Linked DNA regions of Mus musculus: region 2 is linked to region 1. A link is a loop called in an ENCODE intact Hi-C map of the cell type or tissue named here. Cell type or tissue: heart. All regions are shown on one strand. Each heading gives the region's core, and the rest is flanking DNA. Links, peaks and the distances in the headings are about the cores only. Region 1 holds the start of D030047H15Rik (RIKEN cDNA D030047H15 gene). Region 2 has its middle 40 kb from the start of Ncr1.

Region 1 (16,222 bases), core at 5,870-8,369:
CCGAGACTAGCCTGTAGGATATGAAAATGAAAGACAAAGAAGCTGAGACTTGCATTACGAGTGTGGCTGTGAGGGAGACCTGACTCAAGTGGTGGATGCAGAAACCTCAGTCCTGGATAGGAAATCTAAAGATACTTCTACTACAGCAAGAGGAAGGCTCTCCAGTGACTGAAGTACTAGCTACAAAGAAGTTTGGGGAGAGGGAAGCCTTTGGGGATACTCTGAGGAGGAAGGAATTGAGACTGGGAGAACACTGGAGAATAGAGCAAAGTTTTCAAAGAAAAAGGTAAAGTATGGATATCCCGCTGAGCAGCCAGGTGAAGGTGCAGGAGACTCCTTCCTGTGAAGTCACTGCCTGGCAGCACCTACCAGACTCAGATCAATTACAGTCTCCAGACTTGTATGGGATGTTCCTAGGAGTGGGAGTTGGTTTGGGAGCAAACAAGTGGCAATTACTCAAGTAAGGTGTCTGCAGATAACAGAGGCCCACAACATTCTTAAACTATTAGGGGTGGGGTGGATAGTACCATAAGAAATAGGATGGGTTGAGCACCGTGCCAACAGGGCTGGAGCGGTCCAAACAACAGGATTTACAGAAAAGAAGCCTATTGGAGAAACTGAAACCCTTATAGGAAGCCTAAGGGGCACTGACAGGTCTCAAAGGCCTTTAAAAAACCCAATCCGTTGGGTGGTATCAAGGGGTCCTAACTAGGGATGCACAAAAGAGAGCCTCGTGTTCGTAACTGGTATTAGGAGTAAGGGGTCTGATTTACAGACGAGAACAACACGGACTGTAAGCTCAGAAGCACCTGGCTGTCCCGCAGGCATGGAGTCCACGACGCTAGGTGGAGGTTGAGGCCGCCCTGAACACAAGCGACCTCCCTTGTCCCCCGCGACCAGCCACCGGCCGGGCCGCGCTTGCGCACCACGCTGCGAGGGTGGCCTCTCTGGGTTGCCCTAGGCAACAGGAAGGCCAGCGTAACAGCGGGTCAATGGAGCCCGCAAGGGGTGCGTCTAGGGCACTAGGGACCGCAGGGTTCCCAGGGCCAGTAGCAGAGCGGACGCGGACGCGCACGCGCACGTAGGGGAGCCGCCCCCTCCCCCCCCCAGCGTACACCCGGCGCGCATGCGCAGAGGCGCTCCGGCGGCCACACCCTTCAAAGACGCAGGGCGCGGCGTCGGTTGGCCTTACCAAACAGGCCAGGGCTCGCGGAGCGCGGAGCCCGAAGGCGTCCCTGTGCTCGCCCGCCAGGCCTCCCACTACTACCCACACTCACTAGGACCGCTCGCTCCCGGGACTCGTTACCGGCGGTCCAAGGCAGCTTCAAGACAACCAAGACAGCGCTCAGTCACCGGCTGGCTCTAGTCTGGGGCTCGAACGTCCTGACCGTGGCGTGATGACGTTACCCGGACGTCTGTCCCCGCCCTGTGTCGCGCACAGCCAATAGACGTCACCGCTCGGCTTGAACCGCCCACCACACGTCTCGCGAACGCAGTCGCGTGTTGGCGTTTGTCAGCAAGCCGGAAGCTGGCCCTAGACGGTGGCCCCGTGGGGACAAGTACCTCCCAGCCTCTCGTGCGCGCTCACAACAGCTTAGTTTTGACTCAGCAGTCAATAGTCTCTCAGATGTAACGCATAGGGACAGGAGTTGTGAGGCTGCGCACTGCGCTAGGACGATTTAAAATAAATGAATATATAAGCGGGTGGAGGGAAATGGGATAAGGTGAATCCTCCCTTGGAAGGTTTATTTAGTGAGTAAAATTGGAAAGGCGCACCTGGCGTAGGGAACAGCGAGTGCGAACCAAAGGAAGCGGGAAACGCGTCGCTTGAGGAATGGGAGTAGCCACTGGACTGTGACGCTGGAAAGGTACCTTGTAGGGTGTTGGGATGGTGAGATCTGCTCGGAGTGGCAGCTAGCAGAACTGTATCTTTTAGGATCAGGATGGCCCTGGAACTCAGAAACCCGCCTCCCTCTTAATGGGATTAAGGTGTGGGCCGCCACTTAAAGCTCACTGTTTACAGTAGGAGTGATTGAATTATGCAGCCCAACTTGGGATCTCCCGTTAAAATAATTGATAAGACTACCTTCTTATCAATTATTGTTCATCAATTGACCAGTTTCCAGTCTCACATTGTACAAGCAACTTTTGGTAATTAAACAACACTTGGATAACTCTGTATCATTTGCTAGTGTTAGCTTGGTAGGTTTCTTCCCATCTCTTTTTTATAATGAACTTTTATTTTAGAATAAATTTTAAGTTTACAGAAATTACAAAAGTAATACAGGAATTGGGCACACTATGCCCAGTTTCCCCTATTGCTAGATTCCACACCTCAAATTCATTTGTTAAAAGTAAGAAATTGACATTGCTCTAATATTCTGAACTAAGCCGCAGATGTGGGCGCTTTTTCTCACTAATGTTTCCGGTGCGCCATAGCGTAACCCAGAGCATCATGTTGCATTTGTCTTGCTTTTTTACCCATCCTGTCAAGAGCTGTTTATTGGGTTTATGATGCCCATTTGCTTTACCACACAACTGAGGTTCAAAAAAACAAAACAAAAAGCCAAACCAAACTAAACCAAACCAAAACAACAACAACAACAACAAAAAAAAAAAAAAAAAAACTGGGCAGTGGTGGCCCACGCCTTTAATCCCAGCACTTGGGAGGAAGAGGCAGGTGGGTTTCTGAGTTCGAGGCCAGCCTTGTCTACAGAGTGAGTTCCAGGACAGCCAGGGCTACACAGAGAAACCCTGTCTTGAAAAACCAAAAAAAGAGGTTCAGTGAGTCAAATAACTTGCTTACATTAACACTGAGGTGCCAGGACTAGGACCCATAGGAATCCAAACCAGCATTGTGCAAGAACCAGGGATACCCCTGGTGCTTCTGTAGTCACTTGAGGACCCTGCTCTGCCATCTCCCCTACAGAGCTGCTGGTCTTTGGGAAGAGTCCCACTGTGGCAGATTAGTTTTGTCTCCAGCGTTTAACTGAGCCAGGGGTTGCTTGTTTATTTCTTTCTGGAAGCTGGTCCCTCAAAGGATTACCAGGATAAGAGATGCAGTTTTTATCCTCTCACATGTAAGCATATTTATGTTTGTTTATTTGTTTTGTTTATTATTATTTTCACATAGCTGGTGATTCACAGTCTCTGGGCAGCATATTTAGAGAACCTGTTCCCTGGGCCTCCAGACCAGCACCAGCCCACACTCCACTCTAAATCCCACAACAAATAGGTACTCGAAAGGGGAAAGTAGCACATTGTGTTTGCTAATCATTAGAATTTGAACACTTTAGTTGGGTGTGGTGATACACGCCGTCACACGCCGTTAATCTCCTCACTAGGGAGGCAGAGGCTGAGGCAGGCTCTTCTCTGTGAGTTCAAGGCCAGCCTGGTCTACAAAGAGAGTTCCAGGACAGCCCAGGGCTGTTTCACAGAGAAACCCTGTCTCCAAAACAACAACAACAAAGACAAAAAAGACAATTTTATCCATTTGTTTTGGGGTTTTTGTTTTTCTCAGTTACTTATTATTAAATTGAGGTCTTTTTTGTTAGATAATAGAAGCTTTTTGAATTATGTTTATGTATTAACCACGTTTTTCTTTGCCATGTATGCTATTTGTTTTTTAAACAAATGAGAACTACATACATATTGTTCCCCAGACAATAAATTTCCCTTTTGACTCTGCCATGTTTGTTTTTACTTGATAACTTATTGAGTGCCTCATCTTTTCCTGCCTGGATTTATAATATCTTCCTTAAACCTTCCCCCTTCATATCACCCTGGTGGCACTACAAGCAAATATTCTACTTTCTCTTCGAAGACTTCTGTCCCTATTCTGATACAAGCGTTGGTTTTCTGGAGTCTTGTGCTGGGTGTGAGCTGCTAGGAAGCAAGTTGATTCCACGCCTTTCCTAAACCCAGCAGGCTTTGTACATTCCACGGGACTGGAAGCTTGACTGTTCCTGTGGCTGCACGCCTGTTTAGATTTAGTGCTAGGCTTATTCTCTTCCGGTATCTGCTTCTTCCCCCTTGTCAGGATTCACATGTTACTTATAGAAGCAATGCAGTGCTGAGCCTGGACAAGAGGAGAGTTGCCTTTCAACCACCAGAGGAGGAGTGTCCCTAGCCCAGTCAGGACTTCCTTCTCTCAGTAGTTGGGGTGGATAAGAAGGACCTAGCTGCTTGTAAAATAAAGCCTTCCCTTTTATTTCAAATCAGCCCTCTTCCAAGTTAGTGCCATAGGTTGAGATCGCTGGGGTATGGCAGGAAACAGGGACGTGCCTGTACCTGCCTCCAGCTTCATCCCTCCAAGGACAGGACTGGCAGCCAGAGGTGAGGAACACCAGGCTGTATAGGTCAGCCCCCTTCCCAGCCACCCCTGGTCCCTGTTGTGCCACCTCAGCAATCCCCTGTGCTAAGGAGAAATGGGGATGGGGGGGTGGGTGTTAGGGCCAGAGCAGGTTGCCATCCTAAGTGAGATGTCCATAGCCAGCAGTGTTAGTGGTCAGAGCCCAGTCAAGGTCAGGTTAGTGGGGCCTTCTCCAGCAGCCAGGAAAGGAGCTAGAGAGAGGGAGAAATGAAGAGCTGATATTCACTGGAGACCCTCCCATGGACATCCACCCAACATAAGAGAGCTACAACTACTGTAGGGGAGAGCCAAGACCCAACTGTACACATTGAAGGTTACCATAGAGGAGAGGCAGGCTCCAGACTGGAGGGGAGGCTCAGATGGAAGACTGCCACTGCACAAAGCGTTTGGATTCCTGGCAGGATAACCAGGGCAGGAAAGACACTCAGAATCTGTTGTGTACGTGGGGGCCCTTCTCTCCTCCCTCGGGCCCAGGCTTCCAGACCCCAGCCTCCTCCCTCATGGCCAAGACTCATCCCTGTTCCCCTAGGACCTCAGACCCAGAGGTCCAGTCTCATTTCTCTTCTTCTCAGACCCGAGAATGCAATACTCATTTCCCCTTCCAAGAGACCCAGGAGCTCAGGCCCCAGGCCTCCTCCCTTCACACCAGGATACCTGAGGGTTGAAAGGGTCATCGTCATCTGTGTCATCGTAGTCATCACTGAAGTGTGATGGGGATGTGGGGAGTGGCAGAGAAGCAGGATGGAAACGAGTCAGGAGGCTGCCCCATCCCCACCAGTGGCCCTGGGTACTGCCTCCTGTCCCCTCCCTGGGGAGCCTGCCCTCTCTCCCCTGCTGACCTGGGTGGGAAGAGGGCCCAGGCGCGGGGCAGGCTGCACAGAGTGGTGGCTAGGGCCCCCGCAGACAGGAGAGAAAAGAGCATCAGGAACAGTAGGCCCTCTAGGGCATCTTCACACAGGCCTCGGAGTGCTGAGCCATAGTCCTGAGGCAGAGGGTGAGGAGGCTCAGGGTATGCACATGTACACTTCATACACAGGTCCAACCATCCATTTACCTGGCTGTCACCCAGACTCTCTGTGCGCAAGTGTAGTCTCTTGTCAGGGAGCTGTTCTGAACATGGAAAGTCATCTATGTGTTCAGCTTGTGCCTTTGCTGAGCTGCAGCCTTCCAACCCACTCCTATTTTATCTCAGTTCCCCACTCCCATATGCAAAGTGGCCTAGCATCTCCACTCAGCATCTAGAGAGCTGCTCTCCCAGCATCTTCAGTGGGCAAGCCTCTACGCTGTCATTCCCACTGGCAACAACCCTGCCTATCCTTGTTCTACCCACGTGCTATTGACTGGTGGGGATGCCAGCAGCATCTGTTTCTGCACTTGTGACAGTCACATCCCCACACATTGTCAGATGCCCCCTGGGTCCCACAGATTGCTGGCTTACATAACACTTAGGTTTGGGCATCCATAGGAGAGACATGCAGAAAGGACCGGCTATTGTGACCACCATTCTGGAGGCCAGCAGAACCTCTGTAACCTGAATGCCAAGTGTCACAGCCAATATTCTACCAGGATGGACTAATCTGCCTTTGCTCCGGGCATGCCACCAGCACTGGCAACCTTCAATGCATGGGACCCAGGCAGCCACTTTGGAGAGGTGAGAGCTTGTAGGACAGGAAATGTTAGGCTACTGTCCAGCAGAGACCTTGCGAGAAGAACACTAGGAGACAGGCAGATGGTCAGCTCTAGTCAGAGGCACGTAGTTGGCCTGATGTGGAGTAGAAACACCAAGGCCGAGGCTGTCTACACAGGTTCCTACTAGGTCAGTGCCACGAGCCCGGCTTTAATCCATGTGGAGAGGGACTCATGGAAGGGTTTTAAATGAAGACTCTGATCCGATTGTGTGCAGAAAGGATCACCAGCTGTTATTGGACAGATGGAATGAGCAAGATGGGCATGCATGTGAGAGGTGAGAAGGGCTAGGGCCCGATGCAGTGTTGGCTGTATGAGCAGTCGATGCAGTGGGAAGTGAGGATAGGGAGATAGAAGGGCAGTTCAGCAGGGCTGGAAGGGTGGTGGGTTCATTTTTTTAATATTTCCCACAACATAGGGGCACGAACCCACGACCCTGAGATTAAGAGTCTCATGCTCTACTGACTGATCTTGTTATGGAGGGGTCAGTGTCCAGTGAATCCTGTAGAGCCAGGATCATAGCAAAGCCTGTGTGCATGGAGAGTATCATGGTGGGAGACGGTATGTAACCAGGGAAAGTGGTCAGGTGGAGTCCCGGTGTTGTAAGGGTGAGAGTCTTTACAACAGTCAGAGATGCTGGCTTGCTCCCGGGGCCATACAGACCACAGCTGAGCCCACGGTAGGCTCACAGGCTGCCCTGCCGCCGCCCTCGCCTTTTCCTGCCCCTTTCATAGCAAGAGATATCTGGACTAGTTTTCAATCTAGGGAACTGGGGGCTGCCTGGGTTCTCATTCCAGGGCTTGAGAGGCTGAGCAGCTTTCTACGAGAGGAGAGGGTGGAAGATGAAGAACACGGGGTGGGGTGGGAGGGGGGGGGACAAAGGCGGGAGGGGGGAGAGAGAGTATGAGAAAGAGAGGAGGGGGAAGAGAAGAGAAAGCAAAGGGGAGGGGGAGAAAGAGACAGGGTTGGCAAACACCCAGAGCTTACCTTGTGCAGACTGCGGCAGTGCAGCAGCGCCACCAACTGGTGGAAGCTTCTTTCTGTCACATTCAGTGTCTCCTCCAAGGATAACAAGGGCTTCTGTAGTGGGAGAGGACACAGTTAACCAGTCTTTATGCGACCCAGTAAAATAGCCCCCCCCCCTCAACCCAAGGACCCCACTTCCCAAAGGGACCAGCCCTTAGTCACACCCTAGAGCCTCTCACCTCCACTGTTGGCCCAGCACCAAGAGAAATGTGGATTTTTCTTGCTGCAACCCCTTCCTGTAGGCTCTCTCCCAGAGACCAGCTCGGCTCTATTGCCTCACCCCTTTCCATAGATTTGCACACAACGTGAAATCCCGCCTACTTGGAGAAGGGCCAGCTCCACAAGGCTATCTGACTCAGTCAATCTGCCCCTTTACATGAGTGGAGGCGGCATCCCACAGGTTCATCAGGTTCGGCCCTTTTTCCTCTCAGGCTGGTGCAGTTCATTGACCTAACCTGTGCAGCAGAAAATTGAGGGATAGCTTCCCGCTCCAGGCCCTGCAGCTGAGAGTGGATGCTGGCTAGAGCACGCTGGGACAGCGTCAGCCTCTGCAGGAAGATAAGAGAAAGGAGGACTCGGGTCAAGGTGTGGCCTTGGCACCCTCCACCCCCCATGGAACCCTGGAGCCCCTGGTAGCCCAGCATACGCCCTTGAGAGTCCACATTAGCCATCTCCTCAACACCCATGTCTTTTGCCCACATTCCTAACCTGTTGGAAGGGGTTGGAGACCGCCTGGTTGCACAGGAAATAATAGCTGAGGATGTCTGAAGTGGAGGGAGAGAAAGGAGCAGGCTATAACCCTGGACCCAGGCTCTCCCTGGGCAAATCTGGAGGGCCAAAGCCCGGGGGACATTCCACTCTCCCATCCATTTCTTTTCCTCCCTCTCTTCCCCCTCGTTCCTTTCTCTCTCCCTCCTTCTGTTCCCCTTCCTTCCTCTCCTCCCTCCCTCCCTTTCTCCCCTCCTCTCTCCCGTCCTCCTCTTCCCTCTCCCTTTTCCTTTCCATCCCTCCTCCTCTCCTTGAGGAGGAGGATGTTTTGAGACAGTCTCATGTATCCCAGATTTGCCTTGAATTCTCTATGTAGCTATGGATGACCTTGAAGGCTTCTGATCTTACTTCCTGAGTGCTGGGCACAAGGCAAACTTTATGTGTTGCTAGGGATCAAACTTACAGCTTTGACAAGCACTTTACCAATGGAGGGACACCCTTAATTCCATTCGTTTTGTTTTTTGTTTTTTGTTTGGTTTTGCTTCAGAACAAGGTGTGACCAGGTCTAGATAACCCAGAGTGCCCATGAACTCACACTTCAACCTCCTAATTGCTGGGATTATAGGTGGGCAATATCACACCCTAGACGTTCATCCCTTCTGCTTCAGCCATATCTGGAAGCAGGTCCAGCTGACCTAATTATGCTTCCTTGTTGTCCTCCAGTCCAACCCTGTGACCACGGAGGCCCAGGGCCCACTTCCCTGTGTCTATCACACCCACAGGCATTTTGCCCCTTTCCCATCCTGCCTGGATTGGAAGATGCTGCTGCTCTCTACCCTACAACACACTGGGCCTTGGGGGATAGGAGGGAGTGCTGAAGGCATCAGGGATTTGTGGGGTCACCTGAGCTGAGCCCTGTCTCCTCCTGGGTCAGGTTCAGCACATAGGTGTCTGGGTTGGAGCAGAAGTCACTGAGGCCCTGATGAAGGAAGCAGGGAGGGGTCAGATCAGAATGTCCAATTTCATATTTCCACAGAACTCAGAAGTCCAGGCCCTAACCCTCCTCCCTCAGACCCAGGGGTCCAGACTTCAGCTTTCCTCAGACTGCGAGTCTAGGCACCAGCCTCTGCTCTCAGGATCCAGCAATTAAGGCTAAGACCTCAGAACTGTGGTCATGACCCCCTCCACCTTAGTGTGTATGGCATTAATCAGATCACACTCACCCCAGAATCAGAACTCCTGAATCCAGAGCCCCATACTCACCACAGCTGTGGCAGCCTCTAGGCCCATAGAACCCCAGCTCAGGACAAGCACCAGGAGACTCATGGCAGTCATCCTAGAAGGGGGGAGGCGGCTGAACTCAGGACTTGATCAGCTTTGCCTTTTTCTACACCCTATATCCAATCACAGCCCTCCCCAATACCCACCAACCTCTGTAGTCTAAAGGATTAGAGTCAGAGGCACAGGAGTAAAGGGCGGGGTATGGCCCATGACTGACTGACGTCAAAGACAACATCTGTTCAGTTGGAAAAGGAAAAGGTCGCGGCTGCCAGGTCACTAGCCTCTATCCTAACTGTTCCTGGAGACTAGGAAGCAGCTGTCCACGCCTGGGCTGAATTTCCTGGAAATTAAGTGCACAGGGTCTAGTAGGTTCTGAGGCAGCTGCCAGGCCCATCCACAGCCCATTTTATTTAGCTAGTCTCTCTCCACTCTCTCCACCTCCAAGCTGTAAAGTGTGGGGATTGCTACGGAGTTGATATCTGAAATTCAGAGCTTGGCTTGGCTTATATCCAGGGCTGTGACAGGTGGAATAATTCTGAGTCATGGAGTGATAGGAGAGGTTGACAGCTCTTATAAACTGGAAGACCAATTCATATACTTGATCAGCACAGTGTGTTTTTATCAGTGTCCAGGCCTTGATGCAGTAGCTGGACATCTTTCTCAGGGGGATTCCAAACACAGTGGGCACCAAGGCAGAAGGGGCATGGGTTCTTCCAAAGATGGGCAGCTGAACTTAAGACCTATCACAGTACTCCCTGACTGTGTGGTCCTGAACAAGTAACCTAGTCACACTGGGTCCAAGTCCTAAGGGCTGCGTCTGGCACACAGAACTGTGCACTAAGAGCATAGGTCCTATGTGCCTGTACATTATTTCGGATCCCCCACCTGCCATACAGGGGACCTGGTGGCACTTCCTCCATGGGTTTGTTGTGGCGACCAAAGAAGAACGCACGTGTGGCATGTCAGAGACAAAAGCACACCCTCCCGAGCCCTTTATAGCAAATGCAATCTCTATTTTTCTCCTGACTTTAGCATGTTGCTTGCTGGAAACCCGCCTGTTTCCCTCCCCTGACCAATTCGCTCCACTCACACAACCACCAGCCATTTGCTCTGCTTTGCCAGGCCCAGGAGGGTGAAGAGACAAACCAGAAGCACCAAGAGCAGCAGGAGGACATAGGCCAGCCACCTGCAGGAAGAAGGACCAAGAAGACAGTGAGCCTCAGGAGGCTATCAGCACCCCCAAGTCACCCCAACCCAATCTGGTCCTGTGACCTCCCTGCTGCCCGGTGACATGGTACATGGTTTCACAAGACCCTGGAGCGCTCTGCAGCATGGGTGTGGAACTGAAGCACCTGGTAACTACCCTGACCACTTCACATACAAGTTCTGTGCTTATGGGCACAGTTGTCAGCCTCTGAATCGGATTCCCCAACTGTTAGGGTGTCAGTCACCTGTGACCTAATTGAATATTTCAGAGGTATGGTGCATAGGTCTCAACTACTCAGTTAGCCATGTAACCTGTTTGCCTCAGTTTCCCTACCAGTAACATGAAGGCATAATAGGATCAACCTCAAAATCTGTTGCGAGGTAAATGAATGGGCTTGTGGATATAGTTAATGTTATAAATCACTATCCAGGGGGCTTTGAATGCTACATAATATTTACTTAAGTAAGTAACGCACCAGGACTACAGGGAAGGATGCTTGGAAGGTCCCAAATTCAGTGCTTGGCACACCGCAAATGCTCAGCAGTAGTGTCATTCTCAGCAGTTCCCATGGAGCTGTGGTTTGCACCCTGAGTCCCTGTCCCTGACCACACTGCCAGGCTCACCTCCGTGGCCTCTCTAATGTCAGACACTTTTCCAGAGCATCTTCTTAGGATCACGTTCACAGCCGCCACTACCTCCCTGTCCAAGCTCCCGGGCTCCCGGGCTCCTAGGAACCATGACAGTGAACCTTCCTGCCTCCCACTGACTTGGTGCCCCACCACGCATCCGCAGCAGGGATTGTTTCAGCCCCAGGGTGCTTGTACCAAGGAGCATGGCCTCCTGCTTGGGAATAGGAGATTCAGGAGTATCAGCTCCAAGCAAGCAGGGATGAAATAACTCTAAGTAGGTGAAGACTGGCTGCTGAGATGGATGGCTGCCCCAGAGGGCTGCATAGCTTGTCCGGTCCCCTCAAGTACCACCCTTTAGTATGGCCCTTCTAAACACCCTGACACAAGCTGCCTGCCTGTCCTCAGACAAGCCCCTTCCTATTTAATTTGCTCCAAAGCACTCATTATCCACCTTATAGGAAATGTGTTTGCTTTTAAAAAATATTTTTATTTTTATATGTACAAGTGTTTTGCTTACATGTGTGTATGTCTGCCAAATGCATGCCTGGTGTCTGCAGAGGGGAGAAGAAAGTCTTGGATCCCACGGAACTGGACTTACAGATAGTTGTGAGCCGCCATATGAGTGCTGGGAACTGAACCTAGGTCCTCTCCATGCATAGCACAGCAAGTGCTCTTAACCACGGAACCATCTCTCCAGGCCTCCCCTCTCCCTTTTGATGCTACTATGAACATAGAGCCTCACACAGGCTAGGTAGGCAACTCTATCCTCGAATCATATTCCCAGCTCTTCAGTAGTGGATTCTAGGTAAGTGAGCCACACCCCAACCCTTCACTGGGGGGATTCTAGGCAGATGTTTTACCACTAAGTCACATTCTCAATCCTTTATCAGCAGATTCGAGGCAAGTGTTCTTCCATTATCACATCCTCAGCCTTTTTACATTTTATTTGGAGACAATGTCTCACTAAGTTATTCATCCTGGCCTTGAGATCTGTAGCCCAAACAGGGCTTGAGTTTTCAATCCTTTTACTGAGTCTCTGGAGCAGTTGAGATTACAGGCCTATATTCCCAGGCCTGGCTTTGTGGGCCTATTTTATATTGCTCTCCCAGCTGAGAAGACCCACTCCTACGCGGGATTTCCTGTGTTATCCACACTGCTTGATATATCTGTATTTTCCTGGCATTGTCTCATCTGTCATTGTTATTAACTAACTCTCCACAATCCATTTTGAGCTATGCATGACAGGACTCTAAAGTGGGAACACTGAAACGCAGGGATGGAAAGAAACTCGTTTAAGGACCTACAAATACAGAGTGGCCTCCTGAAGCGGAGGTCCCCAATCCCGTGCACACCGTCTCTCACCAGACGAGTTGCACGATGAACACAGGTGCCCCCAGAATCATCTAGCAGGTAGGATTACTACTAGGGTTAGTCCAGGAGCAACTGTGTGGAATGGTGATGTACCTGCTGAATGAATCATTTAAGGAATGGCTGAGTGAGTAAATGAATGAAAGAGTGGTCGTGACAGGGTATGTAACTATGAGGGTGGGCCCTCAACTACTTGGTCATTGCTGAGTATATCAGCCTTGCTTTACAATCACAGAGGGGCTGGCCTATAGGATGATGGGCAGCATCCTGTCTCCACCCACCAGGAGCCAGCCAGTAGCTTCTCATTCAACCAGTGGGACAAATTAAACTGTTCAGATACTAACCCACATCCCTCAGGATCTAGAGACCGCAGTGCTTAAAAAATAAATAGGGAAATCCTTCTCCCACCTGTACTCCTCCACGAAAGTCACATCTTCAGCCACCTGTACGGGGCTCAGGGACACTCCTTGCCAGAAGGCCAGTCCTTGCAGGTACTGAGCAGCAGCTTCAGCCTGCCTTCGGGCTCCCCTGGTGGCAGCCACCAGCTCCATGCGGACTGACAGCACTTCCTCCAGGGTGGTCAGCTCCGTCTTCACTGCCTCACCCAGCCTCTCCACCGTTTCCAGCACCTGGGGAGATGACATTGTCTCACCTCTGGGGTGGTGGTTACCGGAAGCCTAGGGTTGTGGACGAGGGATAAAGTCTGGGGTGGGGCAGGGGGTGGTGAAGCAGGATTAAGGAGCGCCAGGTGCCTGAGATCTGGAGTCTGGGGCTTCTGGAGACTGAGGAGACCGTGAGTGAAGGTGGGAGGTTCCCAGATCTTGTCAGGAGCTCTAGTTGGTCAGGGGGCTTGAGCCTAAGGTAAAGATTCTAATCCCAGAGTTGAAATTAGGTCAAAATGGAAGGGGTTGGGGGACCTAAGGTCTGAAATCTGCATCTGCCTTTTTGAGGTTGGGGTCTGAAGTCTGACTAGTAGGTACTGAAGTTCAAGGTTGGAAGTGGGCTGCACCTTAGCCCTGAGCTCTGGAATCCTGGGTACATAAAAGCTCACAGTGGGGTGGGGGGCGGGGAGTTCCTGAACTTGCATCTGAGCCAAGGACAGGGTCTGTAGCTTTGGATCTGGCCTGAGGGCAGGAGCTGGTTTCCTTAATGCTTGGACTGTAACCCGCAGTGCAGGCCTGGGGCTGGATGTGAGTCTTCAGTCTGAATGCGGATCCAGCTCCGGTTTGCAGGGTTGGGGTTGAACATATGGCCCAATGTCTGCAGGTCTGAGTCTGCAGCTCTGCATTCGGGGATTAAGTTTTTGGTCTGAAATCTGCTTTGATTTGGCTGCTTTTGGTCTCCAGTGGGGGACCACATTCCCATATGAAGACCAACTGGGGCATGAGTCTGCAGTCTGGTCAGTGGCTGGCTCTCTCACCACGTCATCGATGGTGCTGAGCGTGTGGTTGGCGTGCAGCAGTGCTGAGCTGAGCTGGGACACCCCATCGCTGGTCTCGCTGTTACCATAGAAACCAATGCCAATGCCGGCACTGAAGGGAAAGGAAGAAGAAATACCAACCAGTCTCAGACCCTGGAGGGTGTCACCATGCCTCTACACACATACCCATCCTCCCAGCTTCTTCATTTGCCTATCTGATCTCTGCATCCACCCTATTGGTTCATCCTCCGTGGGAAAAAGAACAGCACGAGGTTTGCCTCCACCAGTTGCCAAGGTAACCTGAAGACCTCACTCCCCCTGCTGGAGAGACGTCATTGTGATGCTAATGGTGGGTGGAGTGGTGGAAAAGACAGAGCCCCCAGATTTAACTCACACCTCCCCAGAGTGGAACCCTGGTTTTTGCCTAGCTAGCCCTGGATTAAAGGTTATCAATCAGTCCTAATAGTGATCAGCTCACAAACAACTCCCACATCCTTTGCAAAGACATTCAGCATTTACAGCCTTGTCTTAGGAATCATTAGGCCAAGTGCTGTCTCTTCTAGCCCAGGTGTTCCTTACCCCTTCCTCCTAAATGCCCTAGACCCTATTCTTTTGTAAAAGACATTGTGCCCAGAGCTCTAAGCCTTCCCCTATGATGCCCAGGGATCCAGGCATCCAGCCAGCTGGAAGAGACTGAGAGAATGTGGGAGGGAGGGCTGGAGAGGCCAGGCCAAGAGCTGGGCCCTGTCTCTGCCCAGCCAACACACAGACTCCATTGTGGAGCTTGAATATGGGGACCCACTTTCCTCCATTAGTCTGTACTCCACACTGGAGGGGGCGAGAGCCTGATGCCCTCACAGTTCCCAGCCTTGGGCTACACAGGCCCCACCTCATCCCTTGGATGGGAGCCTACTGCCCTTGCCCCATTGTTCAGGACCCTACAAAGCTCCTCTTGTTCCTAGGCTCTGAGGGGGCTGGGGCTGTGCCTCACCCCCACTGGGCCTTTTTCAACATCCCACCCCCATCCACCCCCATTCTGGAGAGCCTGATGAGAAAAAAAATCTTGGCTATAGGGCGCCCAACCCCCATATACTCCCAAACACACACCCTCTTCTTCCTACAATGAGGAAGAGTGGCCCACAGCCCAGACTGGGGTGAGAGTGCTCCAGGACATAACCCCCAGCTGGCTGGAGGGGACACCAGATTTCTAAAGTAGTCCTGCTGGCCATGTATGAGGTCCCCACTAGGTCTCAGCCCCTTAACTAACTATGACCCGGTAGGGGCTGGACTCAGAGCCAGAAATCTCAGTGTCAAGTTCGGGGTAACTCCTAGGGAGCAAGCACATTGGGAGCCCTGGATGGTTCTTATACCATGAGTCTGACTCTCCGCTTGCCTCTTAAACCATATAGGCTTGCAAAGTCATGTTTCTCCCTTCCTGACGATCCTCATTCAGGACCAGGTGTGGCAATCTTGAGCCCAGCTCTCATCACGAGAAGGACCCAGACCCAGCTTTAGTGTGGGCTGAGTGGGTGCTACTGGTGGTGACCCTCTACGGTCTGTTTCCCTGATTGGCACTCTGGCTGAAATCACAGAGTGCTTTCTGTGGCGTGTTCAGTGCCTGGCACAGAGTAGTTATGTTCAGTTGTTGAACTGATGAGTTGATGAGTGAGCGAATGAATGAGTTTGATCAGTGTTAACACTCATAGGGGACATCCAGGCACTGTGCACTCTCTAGTCTATTCTCACTGTAACTAGGGTATGCGTAGTGCCGCAAACCACGCGCTATAGATGGAGAAACTGAAGTCTAGAGAGTATCTCACGCCTCTAGATAGAACCGCGGGCCAATGAGAGAACCACTGAGATCTCCAAGCCTAGTAGGCTTTCTTTTCTCCTCCCAGGCAGGCTGCTTCACACCCCTCAAACCTCTCTATCCCCCACTCACAGGGCAGGCAGGCACTCTTAGTGCCTAGCGGTTCTCCCTCCTAACTCTGGGCTCATACCCCCAAGGTCTCTAGAAAAAGACAGCGAGTATAGGAATCTCTGTCCCCGCCCCCACCCACCCTGGGGCCCCATTACCAGCCCACGAGAAGGGCAGCAATGCAGCTCCAGGTGACGCAACCTCCTCCGGGTGGGGGACTCTTGGCCCCATGGGGTTCTGGAGGCCTGCAGCAGCAGAAGCGGATGAGGTAGACAGCGATGAAGATGAGGCTCAGGCCTAAACCAAGCCCAGCCAAGGCTGCCACCAGCAGCAGGGCCTGAGGAAGAGGTGTTGAGAAGCCTCAGAGGGCACTTCCATGTCCCAGACAAGAAGTTCCTTCTCAGCTGCATGGCAATTGAAATGAAACATGCCCCAAGGACTTGCTGCTGCTCTCTGAACTGTATGGGAATAAGGGGCAGGAAGGCCCCCGTGTCTGTATTTCGGGAGAACAGGAGAGGCAGCCTCCTTTACCCCTCTCTCCCTCCTGCTACTGAGCTCACACACCCACTGCAACTGAGTTTGTCACCCCAGGGCTGGGGATGGAAAC
Region 2 (16,222 bases), core at 7,279-9,778, 170 kb before region 1:
TTTTATGATCAGTGGATTACACCATCCCTTCGTGGGCTGTAAGGGCCAGGCTGCAGGCCAATGTGTTGAGGAAATTACTGTCGCATCTGCCCTGGTATCCAGGAGCCCTTGAAACTGTTTGTCCTCTAGAAACAAAGTCAGCATGGGCCGTGAATCGGTTATTTTCTGTGCCCAGTAGACTTCCGAGGATCCCAGAGAGGATGGTCCTTGCTCCTCTTTCAAATAAGGGCAATGGCCGAATAGTGGGAGTGGTAAGGTTTGGGCTATGCGCTCTCCAGCCCTAAGGGTAAGTGGTCCCTGCATGGCGGAGACTAAGATTTTTATCTCCCCATGGTAGTCGGTGTTAACCACTATAGGAGTCACCATTAGGCCTTGTAAAAGTCTGGACACTCGGCCGATGATGAGAAAAAACGTCTTTTGAGGAGGGGGCCCAAATTCACCTGTGTTAACTGCTGTTAATTGAGGCATATAATAATCAGGGGTGCCCCAGGAGGCATCTGCACCCAATGTGAGGACACAGATGTCTACTTCTAACTTGGGCCAATGGGGCTCGGCACCAATCTTGGAGCTGGAGTTAGAGCAGTCCCAATGGCCAGGTTAATAGACTTAGAAACTTGTTGAGAAAACACATCTACCTCATTACAAAGCTTGATCATACCATTTATATCTAAACTCTTGGTTTTACCTCTCAGGGCAGCCCTACATGCTGAATTGGCGTTTTCAAGAGCAAGTTGTCGAACTAACAGACCCTCACTTTCCTCAGGTCTCAAAATTCTCTCAGCTGCTTCCTGCAATCTGGCAACAAACTGCACATAGGACTCTTGGGGCCCTTGTATAATCTTGGTTAGGGGCATAGTTAGTGCCCTTGCTGCAGGGACAGCGCGTCAAGCTCTCAGGGCCGCTTGTGCTGTCTGGGCGAGGACAACAGGGGAGAGCCCTAATTGTTTTATGTCTGCAGCGAAATTGCCTTAACCACAGATTTTGTAAGCAGTCCAGGAGGCTGTCTTTCACAAACTCTGACTTTCAAGTTAAATATTGGCCTCTAGTGAGGACAGACTGAATAACTTTATTCCATTTATTGGGTATCAAGTAGCCCTCTGCTAAACCTTCTAATAGAGATACTGTGCGCCGGCAGCTTAGTTTTGCTTTTGTGAGATGGCGATTGGGAGCTTTCTAAAAAATCTTCAGTAAGGGCTAGGAGGCGAGCACCTTTACCGCCCTTTTCTGCCTGCTCAAGGAGATCTCTGATGATTCCCCAATAACTAAAAAAGGACTCATGGACATCTTCTCCTTGTTTTATTAAACTATTGATTTCTTTGCCTATTTTATTCTAAGTTTTAGAACCATTTAATACCAGCCATGGACATCTCTTGTCAACAAAACAAAAATATATTATTAAATTCCCCTTTTTTAAAAAACTCTTATCCCTCTCTCCTTAAGAGAACTCTTTATCTCTTCACTAAATGCCCCATGGTTAATGGGACAACAACTGAATGCCTAGGCTTACCTCCCGACGTCCGTACTCGACACTCGAGTGAAGTGTCGGTGGACTGTCCCACTGTTTCTCTGTCTGTGCGGTACCTCTTTAATCCTTAATCCGTTGTCCGGAGGGCAGTCGTACCTCGTGCCCCACGTCGGGCGCCACTTGACCCGTCCAGCAGGTCCAGTTATTCGAGGATCTCGAGGGGACCTCCTCCTAATAACCAAATGGGGGGTAGAGAGAGACGAGGGTCTTGTACGAATAACGACACGGAAACCGTTCTGAAGTTGTATCAAGACCCCTATGTATTGAGAAAGGTCCAAGGTTTAAATGCACAAGCAAAGGGGGAAGTACAGATACTTATCAGTGGGAGGGGTAGGGCAATACAAGTAAAAGGAGAAGTACTTATGGGAGGGGGGGCAATAGAAATGCACATTCTTAGGCAGTTACACGGGGAAGCAGGAACTTGGTGGTATCAGGGTGTGGTCAGGACATCCGTGATGACCTAGGGCTGGAACATCCCGTAGTTCTCGGAATCCATGTGTCGGTGGCCCGCTTTTGACCCCTTTTTTCTTCTTGGGGGGAGAGGCCCAATTCAGAGATCAGGACAATAGCGTTGCCTTAATGGCTCCCAACACCTTCATATTTCTAGAACATACCAATTTCTAGGAAAAGGTTTTATGAGGGACAGAGAAACACAGAGAGGGGAGTGCTGAAGAAAGGGTACTAGGGTAGAGCATGGGTAGAATGGGGCTCTCAACACAGAGGTAAACACCTGACCCTGCTTTGTGGAAATTGAGCAACCTTGGGTTTTACCATATATCTCATCATTCCATTGATATTTTAAATTAGAGTGCAGAAAGGCTTTTCTGGGTGATTTTTTAGTGCTTCTGTATTCAAAATGCTGCCACCATGGAATAGGAGTCTAAAGTAAAAAATGCTGAATAGACAGATCTTTCTGGCCCACACTTTCCATAATAAAGTCTACATTCCCTTATACTCTTCAAGGATATGTGCACACAACAGCAGTCAACATTTGTGTCTTTCTAAGACCCTGAATGAAAAGAACGGAGGATGTGAAATAAACAGAATTTGATTAGATAATCTTCAAACAAGAATTGATCACTTCCAAGGATTTCTGCAAGAAACTAGTGTGTACATGGAAGTCAGGAAAGGATAGGCTAAGATCAAAGATTGTCTGTATCTCATGAGTGCTAAAATAAAGATACAAGGAAGTTTTTTGGGAAGACCACATGCCATTTTAAAAGCAAATTCTATCAGATTCATGGAAACAGCAATAGAATCTGAAGACAGAGGTTTCTAACTTTGTGACAACCCTATAACTTCAATGTTGATCTGAATTTGGCTGGTTTTTTTTCACTGAACAGTCTTATGGTCCTTAATGCCCACTGGAAATAAATAAAACTCTATTGCTTAGTCCATGGATCTTTATTTCATTTTGCTCCTTACAAGCTGTACTTTGTAGACCAACTAGGAGCTGTAACCATGTTGAGCATCTCACAATTTCTAATCAACAAAAGGTTCACTCTTTTTATAAGCATATATTACTAATATATACTAATGTAGTACAACATAATGTGTCTCGTGGCATCTTCTTATTTGTATATGTATTTTAATCATTTTTATATCCAACTACCTTGTCTTCACTTTCTATACCTCTTGCTGATATCATTCAAGAAACCCAATCTTAACATTGGGCTCTAAGATACCCTGTCTGTGCTTCCAAAATGCTGTTTGTCAAAGTCTTCTCTCACTTGAAGCATCTACATTTGTTCCATAATATTTCATAGACCTCTCTCTTCTTTTTTTAATATATATTTTTTATTACGTATTTTCCTCAATTACATTTCCAATGCTATCCCAAAAGTTCCCCATACCCTCCCCCCCACTCCCCTTCCCACCCATTCCCACTTTTTGGCCCTGGCGTTCCCCTGTACTGAGTTCATAGCATTCACAGAGAATCCTGTCTGTTTGGGTTGAGCTATGGTTTCAGATCTTAGACATGGGAGAACATCGACTTTCTCCTTTAAACAGGCTCCATGACTGGCACAGCAGTGTCATTTGATTTTCTGAGGGCATGATATGACAGAGCTCTCTCCTGAAAGGAAAAGGGGAGGCTGGGGGAAGACTTGCCTTTGTTCTGACCTGGGACCTAGCGGGGAGGCTGGGGGAAGACTTGCCTTTGTTCTGACCTGGGACCTAGCGGGGAGGCTGGGGGAAGACTTGCCTTTGTTCTGACCTGGGACCTAGCCACGGCTAAAGACTGAAGACTTTGTCTCTATTTATTTTTCTCTGACATTTTCATTTCATTCCCTCCCAGATCTTCATCTCTCTAGCTCCCTGGGAGTCCCATCCCTTACCACAGCCGTCACCTCTTTGGCTCTCTCCACAGAGTATGTGCAGGATTTGGGTACCTGACTGAACCTGGTGAGCTCTTTAGCTGCAATCAGAAATCCCAGTGGGTTACTTGAGCTGACTACATAGGGGAAAGGCCATGTGAACCTGAACTATTGTAACACTTCCCTATCAGGCAGCTAAAAGGTTGAGGGGAAATCAACCTAAGAGAACCCAGCGTTGGGCTGGCAGTTAAATCCGCATGCCACTTCATGGGACAGAACAGTTCCATCATAGAAAATGTCCAAGGAACCCAGGAAGGTCAAGTTCTCGTAGGAGACGGTGATTCCTAGCCAGCACTGGAAGGACTATGACCTGAGGATTGAGTTGATTCCTGCCAAACAATCTGCCGCTCCCATCCTGTCCTGGAAGTGTGACTGCCCTTCACACTCTGAGAGTCTAACTTCAGAGCCAGAACCAGCACTTAGCTACCCATAGCCTTGACAGCAGAGCTCAAGGTGTATAGTTTAGGGTCTCAGCAAATGATTCAGACATTGATGGGACTGCATCACCTGATATGTGTATTTCCAGAGGGTCACTGGGCATGGACAACTTCTGCAGATTTCTTTTGTAGTAGCCATAAAATCTGAATGTCCCACTGTTGCTGGGGGGGGGGTGGGGTCATAGGACCCACAGAAAAATGGCTTGCAAATGCCCAGTGAAAATATACTGTGAGTCCAGGGTTCTGGAGTACTTGGGTTCTTCTTCCTTGGTCAAAATAAACCCATGGTATTTCTGCCATGAAATACACGGAAAGGTCACATTCCTGCATTCACAATGGGGCTGTCCAGAACTGACAATCTAGGTTTGCTGTAGGGATTTCCTAGGAGAGAAAGAGAGAATGTGTTAATGAACTCACAGCTTCTACACTCTCTCACAATGATAGGCTGAGAGAGGAGAGACACCCTTTTCCTAAGATTAGAGGCCGAGACTGGAGATCTTCAATATGATCATACACACCACCAGCAGCTTCAGGAGAGTCATTGTGCTCTCATAAACTGTCATAAGTTTTTTTTTTTTTTTTTTAAAGATTTATTTATTTATTATATGTAAGTACACTGTAGCTGTCTTCAGACACTCCAGAAGAGGGAGTCAGATCTTGTTACGGATGGTTGTGAGCCACCATGTGGTTGCTGGGATTTGAACTCTGGACCTTCGGAAGAGCAGTCGGGTGCTCTAACCCACTGAGCCATCTCACCAGCCCATAAGTTTTATAATAACATGTAACGCTCAATGCTACTGTACAATAAAGGAATTTAGCTGTGTTCCCAGCCTCCATTGGAGTCTGTTTGCACCAGAGTTTCTAGGCTTCTCTTTTTATATACATGATACTTCTGAGCCCTTGATGTCTCCTCACATTAGGCATCTTCTGCTTCCAAATGAGGTGTAAAGACCTAGGACACCAGGAAGCACTCACCTGCCAGCACTGGAGACCAGAGTCTCAGAGTCAGTCCTGAAAGGGAGTTATGTGTGAGTTCATCCCTCACTGAGCAGCTGTCCCATCCCCACAGCTTCCTGAGTCCCCTGGACTTTGCTGTAGTTCAGTCCATGCTGGACTATAGGGCCAAGCCTCTCCAAGACAATAGTATATCCTAACCCTCTTCATATCTCACCCAAACAGAGCATGGCTGTGGAAGTGAAGATCATGGTATATCTTCAAAGTAGGTCCAACTGAGCTTATAAACATGCTACACAGACAGGGTATGTGGGCCACTGGGGGATAATCACTTCCCATCAGTTTGTTCAAAGGTCAGCATCCCCACAGAAAAGGGAAATGAGAACAGCTGGCTTTCACCTTCCTGTCACTTTGATGTGGATAGACTCCAAACTCTGAGGTCACTTCTCACACAAAGGTCATCTCCCCCAATACCATTCACTTCTGCCTGATGTGCCCTCAATGCAGTGAGGGCCAACAAGCAACAGCCCACAAAACTGGTCCCTCCCTTCATTTACTGACCACTTCCAGTTGAAGATGGCTGGGAGGTGGTCCTTAACCTGTCCAGTTGTACCATGTGATGTTCTTCAGTCTTTCCACCCATCTGTCTTCACTCCACTGTAAGGTCCTCATCATGGCCATTTGTCTAATTACTCTGGAGATACTTCATGAATATCCAGGTCAGTGATGTAGGGCAAACACAAGTAGCAGAGACACACTGAGTTCCTGACTTTAGCTCACATCCTAGGAATGAGTACAGAGAAGGACACAGAGAGCTGGAGGAGGAAACAACAGTTTTCATAGTTCTGGGTGGGTGGGTGGGGGTTATCTAAAGAACAGTCCCCTGCATGGAACTACCTCTTTCCTTAGCAACATCATCTACTTCCATTTCTCTGAAAACAACCATGAGAGCTGTCCTTGCCTCCTTGCTGTTTATGTTTTCTGGGAAAGAATTTCTTGTAGTGGGATCGGGTATGATATTCTCTTCAATATCAATATTCCTCACTCCCCATGTCATCTCTGAGGTTCCTCATGTGAAGTAATTTGTGAGCACTTCAATCCTTAGATTGGCCATGGTGTTATGGTGTCTGAGTTGTTCAGAAATTCAGTCATCACTGATTCGCAGTCCAGGATACAAGTTTTTGAAACATGAGATGTTTATGGTGTTTCATAATGCAGGTGCAGACTGACTGTGTGTGTCTCTATCTACTCTGAGAATTTATAGTCAGTGCATTATATATGACATGTATGAAATCTGCAAGTCATCGTGATCAGGGAAAGAAAAAGAGAAACAAATTATCCCTGAATGAAGAAAGATCCCTTTCACAAAACACAGAGCAGATCTGGGAGTTCGGTGAATGTAGGATTTGCAGAGGTTTCTCTCCATGTGGTGGAAGTAGAGTCAGTAATCCTGGCAAAGACAGGTATCTGTGATTCCAATCCCCCTGTTTTAGATGGTCACTGGAATGTTTCAGCTCATTGCCCACTGAGTTGCCTCCCTTGTATTTGTATAAAGCAGATTTACTCCAGTTTGTTATCCATGGGCATCTGATTCAAATGGGAATGTACCACACTGCAGCCATCCCTGCCAGGTACAACCCTGAGCAGCTGATGCATTTGGAAGATAAGATGCCATCATTCGAGGATGCGCAGTCAGAACTGATGCCCAGGTCAGCCCATGTGGAAAGTCAGGAGCAGGAGAGGGAGACAGAAATGGACAGTTCACAGTATGTCAGAGAAGAAGCAGGAGCTAGAATTGAAGTAGGTAGATGTTTATGGTGGTGCAAAACAGTAAGTGGTATTTGTAGGATTAAAAATTAATTTAGGGTGCTGTGTACATGAGTTGTGAGAGTACTTATTGCACAAGCATGCAGGTCTGAGTTTGAAGCCCAAGAGTTCATGTAGAAAGCTAGACACTGTAGTGCTGTTTAGAATACAGATGGAAAGAGTATTGAGGTTTCCAGCCTAGTTCTAACTTCAGTAAGAAACCTGATCTCAAGGGAGTAATACAGGGAATGGTAGGACAGAACACCCAGCTTTTTCATGTGGTTGTGCACACAGAAACATCCATGTATACACACACTACAAATTAAATGTGGTAAGTAGAGACTTACTTTGTTCTTTTTCTAATTCTCTTAAGTTTATGCTTCAGTTTTTATTTGAGGTATTTCCTACTTCTTTTTTTTTAGTACTTTTGAAGGTTTGCTTTTATTTATTTGTGTGTGTGTGTGCACGTGCATGCACACCTGTGTGCGTGTGTGTGCATGCACTCACATGCATGTGTGTGGAGGGGTGGGAGGGATATGTGCACTTGAGTTCAAGTACCTGATGCTATGCATGGTGTGGCGCTAGAGTTACAGGCAGTTGTGATAAGTCTGACATACTTGTTGGAATCTGAGCTTGGGTCCTCTGAACGAGCAGTACACTATCTCAAAACCCAAACCCTTGTTTAGGATGTTTGGGATATCATCTGGTTATGTATACAACTCTGGACTCAAATGTACAATCCTATTGTCTCAGCTTCTCAAATGCTGGAGTTACAAGTGTGTACCACTATTTCTAATCAGCCCTCCTCCTCCTCCTCCTCTACCACCACCACCACCACCACCACCACCATCACCACACCTCCGTTCTGAAACTGGATCTCTAAATAACTAACTCTGGTTGGCTGGGAATTCAATATATACCAGGCTGGCCTGTAACATTTGTCAATCCTCCTGCTTCTGCCTCCTGAGGGCTAGGATTACAAGCTTGCACCACTAAACCCAGTGATTAAGAATATCTCCTTATCGTGTTCACTAATAAAAGATTCCTGTCTAAGAAGATTCTCTACCACGGCATCATATATAAGCGAAATCACTGGAAATAAACCTTTCCTTTGTGTCACATGATTGTCAGAGGGCACCTATTATTCTCCACTTTGGCTCCTGATTCCACAAATTTTACTGATCAAAAGAGAGCAGTAGCACATTGTATCAATATCAAGTAATTTTTATAGCCTATATCTATAACCTGTATTTCTCTATATACATCATTTTTATACATTGAGTATAACAGGAAAATTCACACTGCACAATATATCCCAAACTTTTCACTACATCCATTTGAAATGGAATAGTCCCATAATCTATCAGGTCCAACAACACCCTTCATTGTATATATGCCTATGACCAGTCACCCCACTATGTCACAGTATCTATCATCTTTCCATGGTTATCTGATTTCCCTGGCCTTGAGAATAAGTGATGGGATATTCCCTCTGTTTGAGCCCAACCCCTCCTGAGTGCTGAACAGGTGCTCTATCTGAGCTACATCCTACACACTGCCCTCCCCAGGGTATAAGTCTCAGAAGAAACAAGTACTGCCCTCTACTGGTAGGACGAGCTACATGTGATGAACTTGCCTCAGGTGACTTGTCTCATCACATGGCATCCAATTTGCCTTCTGTGGTAGATCAGATGTTGAATCACAGCAGTAGCAACATGGTCCCTGCTTTTAAAAAAAGAAGAGGAGGAGGAAGAAGAAGAAGAGGAGGAGGGAGGAAGAAGAAGAGGGGGAGGACGAAAGAAGAGGAAGAGGAGGAACAACAACAGCTGCCTAAGAACTTTTGGTATACACTGGTCCATCATCCTTGTCTCATGATATTGCATTCATAGTCAATGCTTCATTCACCACAGTCAATAAGCACATAGCTGGATAGAGGCTATTAGCTTAGATTAGCAAGCTAATCTTGTGTGTCCATCAGTGCCCAACCAGCTGAGAACTACTCCTGTTACTACTCAGGTCATGCTAATGGTGGGAAGTAGGAGTCTTTAGGTCCTCACCTGCCTTTAGTATTGGGCAAAATCTATGTGCTTGGTCTCTCTGTGTGACTACCCTGACATCCACTCTGTACCTGGGTATTTTGAGTAGGAATTTACTGTTCCTCACTCAACAAGTACAAATCTCCAGTGCTATCTATACAAGACCATGAGAAGTCCCTGAGAATAGAGATCTTAATAGTGGTTACCAGGGTCCTGTGAAGTTCATGAGGCTATAGAAATCAGTTAGTATTTATTTGGATCATGTGCCCACCAATATTTTCTAAGTTCCTCCTGGGTATACAGTGTCTTTTAAATCTATATTTCTAACCATGATAGATCATGGTCATCACTTGGACTTGAGGCTGACATGTGTGCCAACACATTATTGATTTTGCTCTTTGTAAGAAAATGATCTGGGTGTCCCTCAACAGAGGAATGGATGCAGAAAATGTGGTACATTTACACAATGGAGTACTACTCAGCTATTGAAAACAATGATTTTTTTTTTATCTTCGGATGCTAATTTATTAAAAATAATACTTTAATATTATTGGCAAACAGGAAAGTTGTAGGGCAGTGCACCTGAAGTAATCCCAATGTACATGAGCAAAAATTATAGAGTTTTCTATATAACTATCTTTTTAATTCATTAATAACATTTATATACAAAGATTTGGCTTTTATTGGTACCTCAGTTCTTTCTACTATCCTAGAAACACAGTATTTATTCAATTTTTATTAGATATTTTCCTCATTTACAATTCAAATGATATCCCAAAATTCCCTTATACCCTCCCCCCACCCTGCACTCCAATCCACCCACTCCTGCTTCCTGGCTCTGATATTCCTCTGTATTGGGGCATATAATCTTTGCAAGACCAAGGGCCTCTCCTCCCAATGATGGCTGATTAGGCCATCTTCTGCTACATATGCAGCTTGAGACATGAGCTAAGGGGTTACTGGTTAGTTCGTATTGCTGTCCCTCCTATAGGGTTACAGACCCCTTCAGCTCCTTGGGTACTTTCTCTAGCTCCTCCATTGGGGGCCCTGTGTGCCATCCAATAGATGACTGTGAGCATCCACTTCTGTATTTGCCAGGCACTGGCATAGCCTCACAAGAGACAGCTATATCAGGGTCCTTTCAGCAAAATCTTGCTATATGCAATTGTGTCTGCATTTGGTGGTTGATTATGGTATGGATCCCCAAATGGGGCAGTCTCTGCATAGTCTTTCCGTCCATCTCATCTCCAAACTTTGTCTCTGTAACTCCTTACATGGGTATTTTGTTCCCTATTCTAAGAAGGAATGAAGTATCCACACTTCTTCCTTCTTCTTGAGTTTCATGTGTTTTGCAAATTGTATCTTGAGTATTCTAAGTTTCTGGGCTAATATCCACTTAACAGTGAGTGCATATCACGTGAGTTCTTTTGTGATTGGATTACCTCAGTAAGAATGATACCCTCCATTTGTCTAAGAATTTCATAAATTCATTGTTTTTAATAGCTGAGTAAATTGTGTAAATGTACCACATTTTCTGTATCCATTCCTCTGTTGAGGGACATCTGGGTTCTTTCCAGCTTCAAAAACTATTCTCAACAATAAAAGAACCTCTGGGGGTATCACCATGCCTGACCTAAAGCTGCACTACAGAGCAATTGTGATAAAAACTGCATGGTACTGGTAAAGCGACAGACAGGTAGATCAATGGAATAGGATTGAAGACCCAGAAATGAACCCACACACCTATGGTCACTTGATCTTTGACAAGGGAGCTAAAACCATCCAGTGGAAAAAAGACAGCATTTTCAACAAATGGTGCTGGCTTAACTGGCAGTTATCATGTAGAAGAATGTGAATTGATACATCCTTATATCCTTGTACTAAGCTCAAGTCTAAGTGGATCAAGGAACTCCACATAAAACTAGAGACATTGAAACTTATAGAGGAGAAAGTGGGGGAAAACATTGAAGATATGGGCACTGGGGAAAAATTCCTGAATAGAACAGCAATGGCTTGTGCTGTAAGATCAAGAATCAACAAATGCAATGCTCATTAAATTGCAAAGCTTCTGTAAGGCAAAAGACACTGTCAATAAGACAAAAGGGCCACCAACAGATTGGGAAATGATCTTTACCAATCCTAAATCAAATAGGGGACTAATATCCAATATATGCAAAGAACTCAAGAAGCTGGACTCCAGAAAATCAAATAACCCTATTAAAAAGTGGGGCACAGAGCTAAACAAAGAATTCTCAACTGAGGAATAGCGAATGGCTGAGAAGCACCTGAAAAAATGTTCAGCATCCTTAATCATCAGGGAAATGCAAGTCAAAGCAACCCTGAGATTCCACCTCATACCAGTCAGAATGGCTAAGATCAAAAATTCAGGTGACAGCAGATGCTGGTGAGGATGTGGAGAAAGAGGAACACTCCTCCATTGTTGATGGGATTGCAAGCTTGTACAACCACTCTGGAAATCAGTCTGGCGACTAAGAAAATTGGACATAGTATTACCAGAAGATCCAGCAATATCTCTCCTGAGCATATATACCCGGAAGATGTCCCAACTGGTAATAAGGACATGTAACAACCTGAAGCTCACTGAACCAGACCTCGACTTTGTTGCCACTAAGGAGATTATCTAGGCTGGAGCCTGCCTCCCTAGATCACTCTTGTTTAGCCTCTGTCGCTGCTGCTACATGCTGGGAGTCAGCCTAGCTATTTCAGAGACTACATCTGATCCTACTCGTGGTCACCTGCAGCTGGGCTCCAAGGATGAATTGGAGGGAATGGGCTTTCCTCCTCCTTTATAAAGTGTGTCCACCATTAAAAATTTGAGCCTTGATCAGAATCCTGTCTTGGCCCATCTCTCTCTTGTCTACCTAGTTTCCCTTTCTTTCAGCTCCAGGTTGCCTCCCACGCTGGAACCCAGACATGAGAACCGCAGACCTGCCCCAACAATTTGGCGAACCAATGAGGGACCTGGGAATGGCAGAAGACACTGGAAGAAACACTGCTGGCTTGGAGGTCCATGGAAGAAGAAAAGAATTAAAGAAATTTCGTACAGGGGCGCGAAGCAACAGGGAAAAGGTTGCTAAGGGTGCAGTAAGGGCTAAGCTGGAACAGCGCTAAACCTGTGCACTGGATTCACTTAGGTTCAGCAGTGAATTATCGAGAACTAGGAACTCAACAGGCAGGCAGTCGACCACAGCTTCCAGAAGCTGCTTTTTAATTGAGAGAAATAAAAGGGTGTAAATCAATGTAACAGGCAGATGGCTGCAGTTGGAAACTGCATCAGGTGGGAGGAAAGTGGATTTTGAAATTCTCCCAGGGACAGAGAGAAAATCGGGGAATCCTCTCTTGTGTGCATGCCAGCCGGTGTCTTTGCTCTGAGTGTCTGTCTTATGTTTCCTGAAACGAATATATGCTCGTTGTGTTGGTTTGTTGTCTGTGTTTCCTCCCTTGTCTCTGAAGCATGGCGCAGTCTGAGGTTGGATTCGCCTGAGTTTGGTTTCTCTGGTGTTTATAGACGATGGGTTTTTCTGAAACGCAGGTTTGGTATTTGCAGCTGTCCCTCTGGGCTGTAAGGACTGGAGGACTGTGGTCAGCAGATGTGCTAGGAAGACTGCTGCCTACCCAGGGGATGCCCTAGGGAGTGGGGAGAGCCAGAGATGTCTGGCAGTCTCCAGAGATTGGTCAGAGGGACCAAGTTTTGTTTATGAAATGGAAGCTTACCCTTCTAATTCTTTTGCCTGCTTGTGGAGGATGAGAAAGGGTCGCATGTGTTTGGATCCGTTGGTTTCTGTTTTGTTTTTTGTGTATGTGTTTAGAGCTATGTGGAAATTTAGAGAAGTGCTAGTGTGACTGGAAAAGCCCTGCTGGGAGCTGATTGCAAATGCTGCACTTAACGGGCAGGCAGCCTTTTGCTTGTAACAGAAAGTTAGCTTAAAACTGGTAACTCAGAGTTGGAGTCATTCTAAACAAAATGTGGCAGGAGTGAACCCCGGAAAACAGGTCTTTAAAGATACTTCAAAATAGGGATAATCTTTGGGCCAGAACTCTGGCAGAGTGCTCGGATTGAGAAATGTTTGCGCTTGTGTAGACACGGAGCTCAGCTCTGAGCAGCCTCAGTGAGGTTTATGTGGCATTTCTTTTGTTTCGCAAACTGTGACTAGGGAAGTTCTGAGAACCCCCCCCCCTCCCTGCCTTCAGGAGAGAATTCTTTTTAGCTATAAGAGCACCTTTCCAGATGTTGTTCTAAATAAATTCTAAGTTTATAAAAAAGGTTAATCAGGCTGTAGAATTTATCAGGACATTGCAATTTGATCTGCCTACTTTATGTAAAGTTATTATAGATTTAAAAGTTTGTTTTTTCTTTTGCATCTGGATAAATTGTAATGGGTTTGCTTCTAGTGAGCTGTAATCAAGAAAGCTAAGAGTTTGAATCTTTCAGTGTATATTGTTTTCTAAGTGGAAAGTATTTTATTAGCTAATGCCTCTCAAGGGTGAGGCCGAGGTGGCATTCACCTCAAAGCACAGTTTCAGCATCCTATTAAGCCACTGTGGTGCTAACAAAGAATTATAAGATAAATTCATATAGTTTTGGATAACTATAACAAAAATTGTGTCTTAAGAACCTAACTAAGTGTCTGTTTCATATTCAAAACAACAATTAAATTGGTTATTACAGAATATTAATAATTGACCTATTGCATACCATCATTTTAAATAATAATAGATAAGTTAAAATTGTTTTTATGCATGCTTTTGTATCTTCTATAAGTTCTTGCATGCATGCATCCCAGTTACTGTGTTTAAAAACAACCCCTCTATGGAAAATAAGTAGATGTGAATTGGATCACGTGCTTATTCTTTTGAGCTTCCTCCTGCTTCAGCACAAATAATTAAGTTGTGTGCTGTGGATGGTGTTTTAAAATGCTGAACAATCAAACCTTAATTTGTATATTAATAGTCAATATTATATCTTAGAGCTCACAATTGCTTAAGATTGTTCATCCCTCGGATGCTATTCTCAATTTTTCAATTGCTTATGCATATACAACTCATAAGTAAAAATGCTGGATTTATATCTCAGGCAGTCTATAAGTCCTACATATAAGATGGATTGGACATATAATCTCATTCTTTATATATTCAAAACAGTTATGGTTTAAGATAATATTTTGGTATTCTTGGAAAATGTGCATCTCAAATTGTAAAAAAAAGTTTTTGCTCTTGGTGTCCTCAGATTCTATCTATTTCCACATAATGGTGTTAATTCTTGAGGACTTATGGTTAATAAATTACTGTAAATGAATGCTCTTATTTCTGAATAAATAATACACATGTGACTATTAATAACTTTTCAAGTTTTCTGGTTACAACCGCTCTTCAAGAGTAACTATTGACAGTGCAATTAGTCACAACCCATGTTACATTAGTACTGACTATAACAGTCAAGTATGAGATGTTTTGTCAACAAATTATTAATTCTCAAGGACAACGTATTGTGGAACTTTAAAACTAGCTTCTTAAAAGACAAAGAAGGGGACTCTGCAGAAAGTAGTCTGCACAGGTAAGAGTGTGCACTACAGAAGCTAACAGCTTCTGGGACAGGTGGGAACCACAGAGCTTCTGAGGCAGCACCCTTTTCGGGCTCCAGACATCCGGCCACCTTCCCAGCCAGAGGACAGGTGTCTGCCCGGCACGGGAGGACTTTGCCTCAGGATCGGTGGAAGACTTCTTGGTTCTGAGACTCCGCCGAAAGTAGTCTGCACAGGTGAGAGTGCGGACTACAGACGCTAACAGTTTCTGTGACAGGCCAAAGCAACACAGCTTCTGGGAAAGGTTCTGTTTTGGGCCTTCATCTTTGGCCAGAAGGAGGTCCAAGTGCCAGATATCTGTGCACCTTCCCTATAAGAGGAGATCTTGCCTGCAGAGACTGCTCTGATCACTGAAACTCAGAGGAGAGAGCTAGTCTCCCAGGTCTGCTGATAGAGGGTAACAGAATCACCAGAGGAACAATCTCTAAACAGAGACAACTATAACAACTAACTTCAGAGATTACCAGATGGTGAAAGGTAAATGTAAGAATCTTACTAACAGAAACCAAGACCACTCACCATCATCAGAACCCAGGACTCCCACTTCGCCCAGTCCAGGGCACACGAACACACCCAAAAAGCTAGACCCGGATTTAAAAGCATATCTCATGATGATGGTAGAGGACATTCTTGCGCGTGCTCAACTGGCCAGGAAGAACGACGCTACAACAGGATCCTTCTGCACACGTTTATTCAGTCCTGTTTCTTCTTGTTTATATCTCCCTTGTTTATATCTCCCCCTAATCCTGGGCCTCTCTTTTATACTCTCAGTTCCCATCCACGCACAGCAGGCCATGCCACCTCACCAGGCACGCAGCTTCAGCTAATCAGGGCAGCAGGGGCATATCTCCATCACAATGGATTCACCAGTATCCTGGTACACCTGTGCAGCTCTCAAGATGTTTGTGGCTTATATGAGGAAGTCAGGTGCAAATCATACGACTTAGCTGCAGTCCCTGGCGCCTTTGGGACTGCCACCACACTTGCTCCTCACATCTCCCCCTTTTTTCTTTTTTGGCAGAGAGAATGTCTGTAGATAGCCCCCCGCAGCCATGCCCCTTACCTGTCCTTGGGAGACAAACAGCATTGGTTTGATCCCTGTCTTAGGTTGGTGACATGCCCAGGGAGTCTTATCACTGACTACCTCTCTATCATGCCAAGCCACACCTGGGGAGATTGTGTTTTGCTTGTGGCAGGTGCATCAAAAGGCCAGGATGTTGATTAATCTATGGCCAGATCTTAATTGCTGCAAGCAAGCCTCATGGGTGAAGGTAGAGGTCTGATCCCCAGTGTGCAAGCATAGGAACCCTACACAAAACCATCCCTTGGGCTCATCACCCAGAGAGGTCTTGGCCAGCTCCCGTGTCGTTTTTCCTGGGGGAAGGGAACTAGGACACTGAACCTTCATGCAATCAGACATGCCTTCCACAGGATGCCAACAGCAAGCTATCCTCTGTGCAGTGCTTAGCCTCGCACCCCATGGCAT

Evidence for each region. Hi-C counts contacts between places; a loop is a spot of excess contacts. Peaks named below come from ENCODE experiments on the same cell type or tissue, not always from the same donor. Only the 100,000 strongest peaks of a DNase experiment are listed, where the experiment ranks them.
Region 2: a loop joins it to region 1, with 1.9 times the contacts of the local background. A loop is called at or near these places in 4 of 42 quality-filtered maps.

Annotation. Positions count from the first base shown.
Region 1 is chr7:4,122,207-4,138,428 of GRCm38, reverse strand. It overlaps Ttyh1 (tweety family member 1), which reads right to left. Exons shown (of 14, transcript NM_021324.6): 2 at 15,774-15,952; 3 at 13,698-13,809; 4 at 12,686-12,906; 5 at 10,164-10,259; 6 at 9,056-9,128; 7 at 8,696-8,771; 8 at 7,793-7,848; 9 at 7,540-7,632; 10 at 7,046-7,138; 11 at 5,212-5,354; 12 at 5,027-5,072; 13 at 4,691-4,766; 14 at 3,022-4,563. The coding sequence ends at 4,728. D030047H15Rik (RIKEN cDNA D030047H15 gene) reads left to right here and starts at 1,503. Exons shown (of 3, transcript NR_033548.1): 1 at 1,503-1,868; 2 at 5,838-6,023; 3 at 10,106-12,089. Leng8 (leukocyte receptor cluster (LRC) member 8) reads right to left here and starts at 949. Exons shown (of 16, transcript NM_001374609.1): 1 at 810-949. In heart, for the core only: a CTCF peak has its summit at 7,089 (motif pointing left); a DNase peak (open chromatin) is centred at 7,208.
Region 2 is chr7:4,289,859-4,306,080 of GRCm38, reverse strand. No RefSeq gene overlaps it. Among named protein-coding and RNA genes, the nearest start is that of Ncr1, 40 kb to the left of the region's middle. In heart, for the core only: a CTCF peak has its summit at 8,704 (motif pointing left); no DNase peak of the experiment used is centred there.